Regions from separate parts of the Homo sapiens genome. Here region 2 is linked to region 1. The links are chromatin contacts, found by Hi-C or POLR2A ChIA-PET in ENCODE. All regions are on one chromosome and are shown on one strand. The core of a region is the stretch at or near the end of the contact, and the rest is flanking DNA. Distances in the headings are between cores, read along the strand shown. Region 1 overlaps CYSTM1 (cysteine rich transmembrane module containing 1). Region 2 overlaps PFDN1 (prefoldin subunit 1).

Region 1 (7,405 bases), core at 3,591-6,090:
ATGCAGATGAAGGTTTCAGATGCCAGAATGGGGCTGAGAATTGGAGCCTTCACCTGAGAAGGCCTATACTCACACTTCCTGCAGGTCATCCCTGCCCTGACCTCTATGGAAACTGGAGCCCCACTTGCCCATTGCCTACCCAGAACCAGGTTTCTGAGTAGCCCATGTGAATGTCATCTCTGGGAATGTACAATACAGTAGTCCTAGATCCTGGGACCAAGGGGACTACTGGTTGGTGTGTCTGGTGGCCAAAGTGGCAGTGGGCACTGGTGGCCCTGGAGAAGACCCCAGGGCTTGTTGGACAGGCCTGGCATCGTCCATCTATCTTTTCTGCTTCCAGCTTGAAGGCAAGAAGGTGGGAGGTGCCCCTGCCAGAAACTGCTCAGCTCTTCCCAAAGCTGCTGCGCACCTGAGACCCAGGGCTTCCTGGGCCTTTCTGACCTAGCCTGGGCTCCTGGGCCACATCTGTGTGCTCACGCACCTCTCCCTGCACGTTCCCCACCCCACACTTGTGTTTGCATCCATGTGGCAAAGCTCTGGGTGCCTGCCCCTCTGCAGGCCCCACATCAGACTGGGGCTGAGAATACTGAGGGTTGATTCAAAGGGCTGACTGCGGGCAAGAGAGGCAAGCCAGTGCAGGGTCCCCTGGACCTGACCCCCACTCCACCTGTAGTCCCCTAGGAATAGTCCCTTCTTCTCTGGGGCCGGTTGAATAGGGTGGTCTGAGACACTAGATAGCGAATGAGGGATGAGCCTTTTGGCGCTGATGCTTATGGAAGGAAACCAGTCCTTAAGACCCTGCCCGCGTCAGGAGCTGGAACCCAGCTCCGGTCCCTAGACTGGCCACAGGGGGGCACTTGATCTCCAAGAAGCAGCTCAATCTGAGCAGCCACAGCAGGCACCAGAACCTCTTCCCAGGTTGGGCACTGACTGCTACCAACGTGCCCAGAAAGGTGGTGCCTGTTACCATCCCAGCACCCCCCCACTGCTCTTTTAACCCCTCTCCCTTTTTTCCGTCTTTTTAAAAAGGTTTATATTTTTAAATAGCATTCCAATTACAGAAATTGAGAGAAGAGTTGCCGAGATGGTAGTTTCTGTAAACAGTTTAACATCTTATGTAACCATAGTTCTGCCTGCTTTTTGTCTTCTGCTTGGCTGTAGAGGAGGCAGTTGCCAGGATGGCCCATCTCTGGTTGTGGAACACCTGGGTTGGGGCCACCTCTGCCACAGCTCCTGCTGGGTGACTCGCACTGCCAGCTAAGCCTCAGTGCACAGAGGGCCCCGGGCTTCAAGTACTGAGTGGCCCAGGACCCAGGTAGCATGGGGTGCCAGCCAGGATAGTGCACGAGTTCTCAGGCAGAGTCCCCCATTGGGAAGTGGGGAGTGACGGGGATGGTAGCAGAGCAGAATGCCAGGAATGGTGAGGCCCTGGGGTGGGTGGGGATCCTGGGGCAGAGACTAGGCTGTGCAGCTCAGTGCACCCTCTGGAGATGCAGTACCCTGAACCCTGCACCTAGAAGATGCAGTTGTAAAATTTCTGGGCCCCACCGCAGGTGCTCTGAAGAACTGTGAGGGCTGCCTTGGGGGTTTCTCCTGCGCTAGTCATCCCTGCTTTGGGCGACTGAAGCAAGGAAAACGCAGGTCACTCCCACCTCCAGACCCACGCTACTCCCCATTGCCCATCCTCCCAACAGCCCAGGAGCAGAGATTCTGTCCTCAGCTAAAGGTGAAAAGGTCCTAAGGCTTTTGGGAAACTTGGTGCTCCAGGAAATAAGTGACTCGGGTTTCTAAGTTATGTGTGGGCACTCAACGCCCCTGTCATGGCTGTCACAGCCCTCTGGTTTGAAGTCCTCCATTTTGTAGCTGCTGTTTCTAACCTCTGTCAGCACTGCCTGGGAGTAATGAGTTCAAAGTCCCTAGTTCCCCACGTTTCCAAGTATGTTATGTGAAAGCCCTGGCAAGAACGAACCTGATTAAACTGGAGGAAAAAGGTGGAGCAAGCAAGACTAGGACGTTTTTGTTTCCCCAGTTAAGCTGCCTGAGGTTCAGGGGCTCTGACAGGTGAGAAAGGCATGGCCACCGCCTCAGCCCTGTCTCTGGAGGCTGGGGAGAAGGGGAAGCAGTGAGGAGACTGACTGATGTCCTGATGCCCATGCCCCACACGGCGGTCATGAAGACTGAGTGGCCCCATGTCCAGAAAGCCCTCAGCACAGGGCCTGGCACTTGTGAATACCTCAATAAATGGTAACTTAAGAGAGCCTGTGAGGCCCCTCCCACTGCAGCCAGCCTCCAGCTGAGTCTCTGGCCTGAAGCCCAGGGATGGCCTGCACATGAATCAAGCAGGCTATTTCCAGAGCTGGCAGGGGAGGGGCTTTCTGTCCCAGGGGCAGGCGAGCCAATCCTGTGACAGGGAGAGCACAGGGAAGGGGTTATTCAAGGGGATCTGCATGCCATTGTATTCTGGTTTCCCTGTCCAGAGCTGCCCATGCAGGATCCCGGGGTGGGCAGGCCATCCAGGCAGATGGAAGGGACACTCTGCCTGGGGCTTTCCTGCTGCAGTGACCCCAGGGCCTGGGGTGGCCAGGCTTCAGTGGGTAGGGTAGGCTCTGGCTGGATGTGAGAGATGACTTTGCTGTAGCCCCAGTCACCTCTGTTCTCTTTCTGATCCCTTTTCTATCCCAGTTGGGTATGAGCAAGCCTGGCTTGCCAGAGGCTTTAGAGCCATAAAGGCCTGGGTTCGGATTCTGCCCTTGCCTCTGCCTCGTCACATGTGCTTGAACGAGAGACTTGAGCTCTCTAAGCCTCGAATTCCTTGCCTGTGAAGTGGGAATGATGGTAGTATCTACCTCAGGGTTGCTGTGAAGACGAAATCAGGTACTTGACCTTAGGAGGCCTCAGAATAAATGAGCCATTCATCCTCTCCCTCTGAGCAGGCTTTCCTGGTGAAGGGCATCTAGACCCAGACCTGTGCTGCTGAGTGGAGCCAAATGCAAGTGGACTAGGATTAAACCTGTGCCATAGGAGAAGGAAAAGGAACATGTCCGTGCAGTAGAGGGCAGCTGATACAACGGGAGGACCTGGAAAATCTCCCTACTAACCCACTCAGCGTGCCCTGTAATAGCAATGACACCAGGCTCCAGAGAGAGGCGCTGCCGAGAGAGGTCTAAAAACAGATACAAAACACAAGAAAACTGAAAGAAAACCCCTAAAGGACTGGCTTAATTGATAACATTCATGCATTCATGAACTTTGGAAAAGTGAAATGCTTACTGCTTATGAGTTTGATGACAGTGGTTGTTTTGAGATTTTCAGTGGCCACAGATTGACTAGCAGCCATTTAAAATATGTCCTTATGGGAAGAGAAGCTAATGCCGCAAATCAGCTAACAAGTAGTGGGTAGTTGGGGTCCTTCTTGACCTATGGATTTGTTTAGCACTCAGATCTCTCGATAGAGCACTTGGCCATGACAGGGCTCAGGTTTCCAGCTCCATTTGGAGGAAAAGTGAGCATGCTAGGCTCAGGAAGACACCACACAGGCTCCAGCCGCCCCATCCCACTCAGCCAGGTTTTCATCCCTGCCTTCCTTCATCGTTTATGTCAAGGTATAGAGGTTGGGGGCACATTCTGAAATTGTGTATTGCCCAGGAATGAAAAACCAGGGCTCTTGATTATTCTTTAAGGGTTTAAAGCCCCCCTTTAAAAGGAGATTTTAATTCCCTTTCCTCTGTTATTCTTGGGTGATGGGTCAGCTGTATCCCAAGAAATGACCCCCAGTTCCCCTCCAGGGGGGAAGACATGCTACCTGGTTTACAAACCAAGTAGGGTTGGCCAACTCTGGTTGCCTTGGCATGGGGCCATTCTGCAAGTTCTCTAGTACTTGTCCCTGTGAGGGTGAGGGCGTCCTGAGTCTGGAGTGGCAGGAGGGAGAAAGCAGCTGAGCTGAGCCACCCTCCTTCCATTCAGCAGCAGCAATGGCAGGAACACGGTTTCACCAGTCTGCTCAATAGTTTTCCCCTGGTGTAGCCTTCCTGTGGTCCTGGGAGGCTAACTTTGCAGGGCCTGGGGTTTGCACCAGTCCATTCTCACCCTCTTCCCTCTTCTCCCTCCAGTGTATGTGGTAGAAGACCAAAGAAGAGATGAGCTAGGACCATCCACCTGCCTCACAGCCTGCTGGACGGCTCTCTGTTGCTGCTGTCTCTGGGACATGCTCACCTGACCAGACCAGCCCAGCCGTCCTGTCCTGCCAGCTCTGCTGCCACCTCTGACAGGTGTGCCTGCCCCCATCTCTTCTGATTGCTGTTAACAAATGACTAGCTTTGCACAGACACCTCTACCTTCAGCACTATGGGATTCTAGATTAATGGGGGTTGCTACTGTTTAATTCAGTGACTTGATCTTTTTAATGTCCAAAATCCATTTCTTATTGATCTTTAAAGATGTGCTAAATGACTTTTTTGGCCAAAGGCTTAGTTGTGAAAAATATAATTTTTAAATTATACATTCAAGGTAGTGGCCAAATGTAACACATCAATCATGGAATGATTTCTCTGCTAACAGCCGCCTGTATGTTTCAATAAATTTGTCCAAAGCTCAACTGTCTGTCTAAATGATTCCAGGCCTAAGCTAAGCTACCTGGAGTCTGTGCTTGTCTCCTGGACTGTTACCATGTCTAACTAACTACTCATCTGCTCACTGAGGCTTATAAAATGTGGGTATCTATCTCAGCTAGTGGCCACCATCCAATGTATGACCAGCAGCCAATCTACCTTTTTATTCTGGTGGTGATGCAAACAGTGAGGGTGCTACAAAGGCGGCCAGTTCTGAGGGCCAGGTGTTCTCCAGCTGGGTCATGGGCTCCCGGCCAAGCTACTCTCCCCGTAGTCCCACTCAGAGATAGGCTCAGGGAGGAGCATTTGCCACATCTTGCACCTGCCTTTACCCAGAGCCTAGGAAAGGGCCTTTTGGTAACCAGGGGCTGCCCCTGGAGTGGCTTCCAGGCCTGCTCCCTGGAAACCCAGGAACCTACAATTACATGGGGCCAGCCAAGAGGTTTTCCTTTTTTTTTTTTTTTTTTTTTTTTTTGAGATGATGGAGTTTCACTCTTGTTGCCCAGGCTGGAGGACAATGGCGTGATCTCGGCTCACCACAACCTCCCCCTCCTGGGTTCAAGCAATTCTCCTGCCTCAGCCTCCTGAGTAGCTGGGATTACAGGCATGTACCACCAGGCCGGGCTAATTTTGTATTTTTAGTAGAGACAGGGTTTCTCCATGTTGGTCAGTCTGGTTGCGAACTCCCAACCTCAGTTGATCTGCCCGCCTCGGCCTCCCAAAATGCTGGGATTACAGGCGTGAGCCACCGCTCCTGGCTGAAGTTTTCCCTTCTGGATGTCCCCTCACCCCTCACCCCAGCTCGTCAGCCGTGCCACTCATCTCATATTTGGCCACAGGGTGGCGCCAGGCTGCCATAGCAGCAAGTCCGATTTTCCTCCATCAGCTGGCCCGCCCAGCCCAGCCAGCCCGAGAAGCCGCAGCTGACAGCTAGCTCCCTGCCGACTCTGCCTTCCCTCCGAAGCAGTGGACGTGCTGATAAATGTTTACCGGTGCTCTCTTTAAAAAAAAAAAAAAAGCCATGTTTTGTTGCATGTCCTGTGTCTTATTTCTGATGTCCTGTGTCTTATTTCTGTGGTGTACGTGTTCTCACCATGCCATGGCTGATTTCAAGTTACCAATGTGATGTCACTGACTGGAGCTGGGAAGGGCAGCACAGGACCTGACATCATGTGGGATTTCTACCACCCAGACACAACAGAGCCAACCTCACAGATCACAGTCAGTGCACAGATAGAGCACAGATCGTGGTCAAATGTAGTAATTAGGGATGCATTTTGAATATTTATTGTCCTTGTTTTTAACATAATTTGCAAATTTACATAATTATAATGGCTGTGTTTGACAACTGGCTTGCAACAAAATTCTTGAAAATTGAATAATTGGCCCACCTGGGCTGGGATGAGCCAGCTGGATCACACCGTTGCCCCCTCAGCCTCTAGGAGGCCTCAGGATTATGGCGTCCATCTTATGATATTGGCCAAAAGGAGACAGTCTTGGAGGTGCTGCTTACTGTTGAACTTCCTTTTGGAATGTATGGGAGAAGGCAGGGAAAGGAATCTTTAGGCAGACTGCCATCCAGGGACTGCTATTCTGTTCACTGAGATTCAGCTGTGAACATCTGTTCTTTCTTCCTCTTCTGTCTACTGCATGCAGGCCCGGAAGCTGAGCGTTAGTCAAAGGTACAGGAAGGGAAAAGAGAAGAGGGCAAGGCCCATCCCCCAAGAAAGGAAGGGCTCTGATGCAGAGGGAGCAGGAGCTGAGGTGGAGACGGCCACTGCCTCTCTCACCCTCTGTTCCATCCCTCTGCTCAAGAAAACCAGGCTTAGCAGAGTGGGACAGACGCTTTTTATTGGTCTGGCTGGCGTGCCTAGTGGAAAGCTCAGGCAGAGCTTCCTATCTTGCCCTGGCTCCCATCTTCCCTCTCCTGGGAGTTCATCACACATCCCGAGAGGGAAGAGTGTCCTGGGCAGAGGTGGCAGGCAAAGCCGGGTAAAAACTCCAGGGCTGGGAAGCAAATGGGGCTCAGGGTGATGCAGAAAATGTGATGTTGCCAGGCCATCCAAATAAAGCATCCATCGGGGCAGAGGAGAAGCTGTTTCCCTGCAGACACTCCTCTGCCCCCACCAGGAATGGGAGGGGCAGGAGGAAGAGCTTCCCAGAGAGGCTCCCTACTGGGCCCTTCGTGCCATCAGCATCTCCCGGATGTTGTCCTCAGCTTCCTTAACGCTTCGCTCCAGGTAGGACTTTTTCTGCTGCAATATGAGAGACAGACAAAGGTTAGGACCAGAGTGAATGGGCCGGGCTGGAAGACACAGCTTTGATGTCCAATGGTTATGGCTTTTCCTTTGTGACAGGCAACTTTCAGGAGTATACTGCAAGCCAGGTACACACACCTGCCCACAGTGCTCCCCTCACCTCCGAACCATGGGTGATCACGGGCAGGCAGCAGGGAGAAGATGGCTTTGGTAGAAGCAAAAGTGCTCTGTGGAGGACAGGCAGTAGCACTCTTCCCCCAGAAGGAAGAAGACTCTAAAAAACAGGCGTCTCAGTACATGAAGTTATCCCAGACAGACAAAGGCCAGGAAATTCCAGGACAAAGCTCCTGTCCGTAACAGACTATCTCCTCTCAAGGTTTTCCATGGCCTGGGCCAGGCGTCTGTAGCCACTGCAGCTATAAAATGGATGGTGCACGCTCTGCCCTGTCCAGCAGGAATATGGGCTGCTGTGAGGGCTGTGGGGCTGTCTCGCATCGCACTGAGTGGGTGAGTCAGAAGGCAATCTGCTTTTCTAATGAG
Region 2 (7,405 bases), core at 3,088-5,587, 41 kb after region 1:
AAAAATAAGCCTAAGTAACCTAAGATACTGCATACTCCCAGGCCAGGCCAATTCAGTGCCCCTAAGAAATCCTCAGGAGGCTACAAGTTGTAGCTCCCAAATTCAGCAGAGGGCTGAGTTAGATTCTGATCCTCTGCCTCAAATAGTACTTACAGAAATTAGATGAAATGACCTATGAAGTCAATGTATCCACCCACATGTTGGGAAATCTTGGTCCCTAAGAAATAACCAGCTTTTTGTCCAGTCTAACTTTTACTATACACAGGATGGGCCTTTCACCAAAGCCCAAGAAGAATATCTCACTAAAGGTCTTAATGTATAAATAAATTATAATAATAAAAATAATAAAGTAATATTTCCAAAGATTTGCTTACTGTTACCTATCATCTTTTTCCCTAGCTAAAAAGAAAAAATTGTTCTCATTGGAGCACCATCCTTCAGATAGTTAATTGGTTATAGCTTGCTACTTTGTCCTTATATAGAACCTAATTTAGGTTAAAGAAATTACAATGTGTAAAAAAGACCCTATACCAAGATCCTCTAAAATTTATCATTATTACCCACTCTCCTGCCCATCCACCACAATCCACTACACAAGTGTTGTTTAAATATACATTACATTTTGTTTATGGTTTTGTTTTTTTTAAAGAATAAACACATTCAAGGGCAATGAACAAAATACATTCAGGTTAAAACCATCTCATCAAAATTCTCTGCAGTTCCAAAGAAGAGACTATTCTTTTTTTTTTGTTTTGGTCTTATATGCGCTATGAATATGAATATGACAGCTTCACGGCTCCAACGTAATTATAGAAAATAAAAATAATATGACATTACTTTGGCAGGCAGGCATACATTTTCATTTAATATGACACAATAAGATTACTACTTTCTCCCAAAAGTTAACTCCTATTGCCAATAAAAACTTACTTCTAGTTCTTTAATTTTTTCTTCTGCTATTTTCTGCTTCTCTAACAGCTGACTGTGAATTGCTTCCTTGGACTGAAGAATAAACCTATGAAACACAAGAAAGTTGAAAATTAAGCCACATGACTATTGAATTCATCGAAATCAATAGCTACATACTACAAATATTAAACTGAGCAAATTAAAAGGACAAATGCATATTAACATAATACGTCAAGCTCAGGAAACCACCAGAAGTTTAAACCTTCTTGGCTGAGAAGGAATAAAGGCTTAAAAGTAGATTCTGCTTTCTTATTTAATATAGGAATCAGGCAGGGAACAGTGGTGTGGGCCTACAGTCCCAGATACTCAGGAGGCTGAGGTGGGAGGATTGTTTGAGCCCAGGTGTCTGAGTCTAGTCTGGGCAACATAGCAAGACCCTGTCTCATTAAAAAAAAAAGCGGGGGGGTTGCGGGAGTTGGGCACAGTGGCTCACACCTGTAATCCCAGCACTCTGAGAGGCCGAGGCAGGAGGACTGCTTGAGCCTGGGAGTTCAAGACTAGCCCAGGCAACATGATGAGACCCATCTCTACAAAAAATAAATTTAAAATATTAGTCAGGCACAGTGGCACACGCCTGTAGTCCCAGCTACTAGGGAGGCTGAGGTGGGAGGATCAATTGAGACTGAGATATCAAAGCTGTAGTGAGCCATGATTGTGCTACTGCACTCCAGCTTGGGTAACAGAGCAAGATCCTGTCTTAAAAACATTAAAAAAAAAAAAAAAAAGAAAAGAAAATCAGGCTTCAAGTAGATTCATATGTAAAAGAAAAAATAATAAAGGAATAAAAATATATCATACGCTAAGAGAAAAGTCAACATACAAACAAATACCCTATAAGTTTTGTTTTTTCAGTTATCTGTTTCAATTTTTATCTAGATATTTTTTAAACTATATTTGTAAAGTGGAGCGCCCCTCCATTTTTTTTTTTTTTTTGTAACAGCAGTAACTCATGACCTTTTAAAGTCACAATCAAGCACTGTGTTAGGATCAATGCATTAGTGTTTATATGAGTTCCTCAAACAAAAAGCACTGTATAAGCCTTAGTATCTTTTATTATTATTTCCAGAGTGTATATAGTACCTCTGAAAAGCTCAAAATGTACAAGTGGAAATTTTCAACTTTTTCCATTTTACATCAGGCACATTATTTACCACTGATGAGGGTGGAAATATGGAGAAGTTTTAAAAATTAACACTGAAACTGTTTTATGACTTTATGTTCACAATTCTTGCTTCAGGGAAAGGAAGAACAAACTTTTATAGCCCCAAGTAAGTGAACTGAAATATTTCCCCTCCACTGGAACCAAGGGAAGACCCCAGTTATGCAAATCTCTTTCAGGACTGTCTAAGGAAGCTAAAATATATTTCAATTTAATATTGCAATTAATTAAGCAAGATTTTTCTTCTCTTTGCACTAACAGAGTTCAGCAACAAAGAACTAAACATCATCTCTTAACAAAAAGTCAAACGAGAAAACACATCAAGGTAGCAACATGCAGTTTCCTCTGCCAACCCCACAAAAACATCATTGTGCCTAGGTGGGTTCTTATCAAGAGAGTCCGTTATTATAGATATAAGACAAGTAAAAACAGACCAAAAAGGGCAATTAGCTATGCCCCAACACCTGGAAGGAAACTGCCTTGTCCCCTCTTCTTCATAACTAAGCCTTACCACACATATTAATAAAATCTGAAGAACTTCTTTTACTCCACTAATTATTAAGCTTATATCCTAATGCGGCCAGCCCAGATAATTTTTTTTTTTGAGACGGAGTCTCGCTCTGTTGCCCAGGCTGGAGTGCAGTGGCATGATCTTGGCTCACTGCAAGCTCCACCTCCCGGGTTCATGCCATTCTCCTGCCTCAGCCTCCCGAGTAGCTGGGACTACAGGCGCCCACCACCACGCCTGGCTAATTTTTTCTATTTTTTAGTAGAGACAGGGTTTCACCATGTTAGCCAGGATGGTCTCGATTTCCTGACCTCGTGATCTGCCCGCCTCGGCCTCCCAAAGTGCTGGGATTACAGGCATGAGCCACCACGCCCAGCCCAGCCCAACTGATGATCTTAGTCTTCAGTAGTAACTTGATTCTTTGTAAAACCTTACTGTATATTTACAGGAAAGAGAGCCCACATTCATGCAAAACAAGGATTAATTCCAGGTCTTTTACTATAGAACCCTTCATGTCTAAAATATTCTTACTGGATCCAAGAGATGGGTGCTATTTCAGATAAGATTATGGTTTACAGAATATTTTTCTCAGAACTAACTCATATTTGTATTTGAAGAGAAGAGTTGTTTTGAACAGTACTAAGTCTCAGTAATGTTATGTAAAAACTATTCTAAAACAAGGTGCAAGAGTCACCAAATTATGTCATGACATGTGTGATTTTACTGAGAAAGTCTTTTAGCCATGGAAATAATTTTTTGAGTAAAATATACATTTTTAAGTAGCACTGATAGCTGGCCAATGAGTACTATTCTCAAATAAAAGGTCATCAGACATCATCTTTATTAGTGTCTGGGAAAATTTCAAAGCTAAGATTAGAGGTCAAGTCATTACTTATGTGGCCTTTAAAAATAAAGTATCTGAACAGATACTAAATCTCTTGAGCAGAAAATAAAATTACTAGAAAGCAAGAACACTCAACAACAAAAACACGTTTTTCCATGACCACATATCCTTTGAGGTAGCTATACTGGACTGTGCCAACTTCAAAGGCCAGAGAGATTCCACCGAAGCTGGCCAACTTACTACTACAAACCTAAGGACATCTCAGCCACGCAAGTTTTAACAAGGATGAATGTTGGGTAAATGCAAATGTCTACCTCAAAGAGTAGTTACACAGTAAAAATTCAAACACAAAAACTTATGGAAAGTTTGGTTTAGTCCTCAATTTAAAAAATGGCAAAGATATATTGTATGAAGACTGGAAAAGGCTCCAAGAAACATCTGATTTCTGAAAAAAAGTCTTTGGAAAACATCTTTCTTATTGTTTAAAAGGGCATTGGATTATCAGATACTATGTGAAGAGAAAGGATTTATCATGATAATATAAGTCTTATCATAAGCAAATATTATGTACACAGTTGCTCAATGTAGAGAATCTCATAGTCATTCTGCCTGATTGTTTATGGAAAGCCAAATAGTAAATAAAGAATTCTGGAGTTCAAAATGTACCAATAAGGAAAAATAAACCATGAAGAGGGAAAGTATTCTCTCATGACAAATAATATGCAGATAACATGCTTAAAATACTCAGGATTATATAACCTGAATTCGAGTTGATGCTTTGCAAAAGGCCTCTTCTTTGACCTGGAAATCAGTGCCACGTGCCTCTGCACTGTCCACTCTCAAGGACTTGTAACCTGCTATTTCACTTCCTCATTTATTTGTAATTATGCCATCTGAAAACATAATTCTGAGACTTTCGGTTTTGATTATTTGAGAAACATCAGACTCCGTTTTCTAAATCATCCTGCAGTTTGGTACAACTTCCACTTTCTTATAACTCAGTATGAATCAAAACCATTGTTCACCTGCCCAAAACACAATCCCAGATCACTTGCACTGCTGCATTTTGGACACAATTTCCAAAGTATGGTCACCTAGACATATGCTATTCAGAAACAACAAAATGCTTATGACGAGTTCACTTTGGGTGGGAAATTTTTAGAGGGTGTCTAAAAACGTATCCTATTAGCATTTAGGTTTCAGGGTATTCACAAATTAAGCAGCATAGAAAAGACATAAGAATGAGCCTATCTTCAGGAGAATGGCGTGAACCCGGGAGGTGGAGTTTGCAGTGAGCCGAGATCGCGCCACTGCACTCCAGCCTGGGCAACAGAGCGAGACTCCATCTCAAAAAAAAAAAAAAAAGAATGAGCCTATCTTGCTTCTTTGCCTAACTCCACTGGTGAGGAAAGTTACTGAATTTTTACGTCGTAATTTTTAGCGTGGAAGCAAGTAGAAATAAATTGAACTTCTTTTTTTAAAATTTTTTTAAATTGAATTTATTTCTTACTTTAATCACTTCCTTAGTAAGGAAGTGATTAAAACTTTATGGCACATCCACATTGTGGACTGCTCAGTGAGTTACAGACTTCTGTTATTGGCATAATGAAGAGTAGATACCCTGAACACTCCTGATTAGAAACAAAGGAAAAAAAAATTTTTTTTTAACATTTTGTTGAACTAACACAAAAGGAAGGATTCCACAAAGGTCCAAAGTGAAGTGAAACTGGGAATTCAGGAATGTAAGACAGCAGTAAATTGGCTTTCATCCTGAGAGTTTATGCTGAATCCTGGAGACCTTAAGTATCCACACTGGCACAGAAATAGGATACAAAACAGGAGATAAAACCAAGGGGGCAGCCAGGCATAATGGCATGCACCTGTAGTCCTAGCTACTCAGAAAGCTGAGGTGTGAGGATTGCTTAAATCCAAGAGTTCAAGTCCAGCCCAGGCAACATAGCAATGCCCCATGTCTAAAAAATAAATAAATTTTTTTAAAAAAGAATGACTAATTAAATAAAAAACCAAACCGAAATTTAAAAAAAAATATTTTTTTTATTGACATGTAAAGATGTCAATATAGTAAGTTAGTAAGTAAGTAAAAACTCAAGTTTAAAAAATTAGCACGTCAGCCAGGCGTGGTGGTTCACACCTGCAATCCCTGCACTTTAGGAGGCCGAGGTGGGTGGGTCACTTGAGTTCAGGAGTTAGAGACCCGCCTGGCCAACATGGTGAAACCCCATCTCTACTAAAAATACAAAAAAATTAGCCGGTGTGGTGGCGGGTGCCTGTAATCCCAGCTACTCGAGAGGCTGAGACAGGAAAATCACTTGAACCCATGAGACGGAGGTTGCAGTGAGCCAAGATCGTACCATTGCACTCCAGCCTGGGTGACAGAGTGAGACTCTGTCTCAAAAAAAAAAAAAAAAAAGAAAAGAAAAAAGAAAAATCAGCATGTCATTCCATTTTCAAGATGAAAAAATATGTAAAATAAAAAAGGATTTACACAAAGATGAAATGGGACTGGAAAAGAAAGAGAGAGCTTTTTAAAATTCATTGCTCGAAAAATGTTTCCTCTTGAATCCTCAATTTTTTTTGCGGGGGGGGGGGGGGGGGGGGGGGCGGGGGAGACAGTCTTGCTCTGTTGCCCAGGCTGGAGTACAGTGATGCCACCTCAGCTCACTGCAAACTACGCCTCCAGGGTTCAAGCAATTCTCGTGCCTCAGCCTCTGGAGTAGCTAGGATTATGGGTGCCTGCCACCACACCCAGTTAATTTTTGTATTTTAGTAGTGATAGGAGTTTACCATGTTGTCCAGGCTAGTCTCGAACTCCTGACCTCAGGGGATCCAACCGCCTCAGCCTCCCAAAGAGCTGGGATTATATATAGGAGTGAGCCACCATGCCCGGCCAAAGTTTTCTAAGTATGTAAAAAATTACCAAGTACAAAAATAAGACCTAGTCAGGTTAAATACCTTGCCCAGCTTGTATGTATTAGATTAGAACACTCGGTCTTTTTCGTACCATATTATAGTGGCTCTAATGTAAGTTATTATAAATATGTGTGTATGTGAATATATGTATACAAATAATCCAATCAACCTTGGATTAACTAGTTGGTTAAATTTGTTTCTCACAGGAGATACAGGCAAACAATTCTGAAATTGCTTTATATGTGTATGGGGATAAATAAATAAGTAAATGGACACTGGATGGTAGGAGCCGGGTTTCTCATATGAGAGAGAAGTTACAGATACGCAAGAAAGGAAGGCTAAAATGAACCCTGTGGTATCGAAGAGTCGGAGATATCAGTATAAACTCACAATCAGCTTAGTATGTGTACAGTGATGAACAGACACAGAAACAACTGTAGATATGTACATACACATGAATTAGTAGCATATATACACATATTATCTATTGCTAGTCACCAGAGGGCCTAGAAACGGTAACACCTCAGTAGTAACAAATAAACCCAGTGACCAGATATAGATTTCTAAATAACCACTCTCCAATAAAAGGAATCAGGAACCACAGCTTCTTGGAAAAATGACTAACTATAGGGCTCGGCAGGGAAAATACAAGATGAACCTGGAGCATACTGCAGTATGAGAAGGTCAGGAAGTACAGTAAAAACAAAAAGCTAAAGAAAAGACAAGCCACAGATGGAAGAAAATATTTGCAAAACACATATCTGATAAAGGATTTGCATCTAAATTATGCAAAGAACTCTTAAAATTCAACAATAAGAAAACAAACGACCATATTTAAAACAGGCAAAAGATCTGACAGACACCTCACCAAAGATAACACAGATGGCAAATAAGCAAGTGAAAAGATATTCAACATCATATGTTATTAGGGAACTATAAAATAAAATTATGAGATACTGCCACACACCTAGTATAATGGATAAAATCCCAAACA

Evidence for each region. A loop is a pair of places that touch in the nucleus more often than their neighbours do. ChIA-PET counts read pairs that join two places held with the same protein, here RNA polymerase II (POLR2A). Pooled maps may share reads with other maps.
Region 2: a map of OCI-LY7 shows a loop between it and region 1 (4-fold over the local background). The contact joins two enhancer-like sites. A Hi-C loop is called at or near these places in 27 of 168 maps with a recorded cell type or tissue (B cell, CD14-positive monocyte, CD4-positive, alpha-beta memory T cell and 17 more), 8 of 37 single-sample maps with no recorded cell type and 22 of 50 pooled maps. POLR2A ChIA-PET finds 5 or more read pairs at or near these places in 16 of 52 experiments (A673, BJ, GM12878 and 12 more).

The regions. Positions count from the first base shown.
Region 1 is chr5:140,239,196-140,246,600 of GRCh38, forward strand. CYSTM1 (cysteine rich transmembrane module containing 1) reads left to right here. Exons shown (of 3, transcript NM_032412.4): 3 at 4,110-4,594. The coding sequence ends at 4,216. It overlaps PFDN1 (prefoldin subunit 1), which reads right to left. Exons shown (of 4, transcript NM_002622.5): 4 at 5,840-6,862. The coding sequence ends at 6,779. Among named protein-coding and RNA genes, the nearest start is that of PFDN1, 60 kb to the right of the region's middle. RefSeq lists enhancers at 31-869, 1,708-2,546, 2,547-3,383. Within about 2 kb of position 4,841, at least 16 of the 41 ENCODE cell types and tissues checked have a DNase peak (open chromatin) inside an H3K27ac peak, as active enhancers do; they include B cell, CD14-positive monocyte and OCI-LY7, where a contact is called at or near this core.
Region 2 is chr5:140,280,519-140,287,923 of GRCh38, forward strand. It overlaps PFDN1 (prefoldin subunit 1), which reads right to left. Exons shown (of 4, transcript NM_002622.5): 3 at 931-1,015. Among named protein-coding and RNA genes, the nearest start is that of PFDN1, 19 kb to the right of the region's middle. Within about 2 kb of position 4,338, at least 4 of the 41 ENCODE cell types and tissues checked have a DNase peak (open chromatin) inside an H3K27ac peak, as active enhancers do; they include B cell, CD14-positive monocyte and OCI-LY7, where a contact is called at or near this core.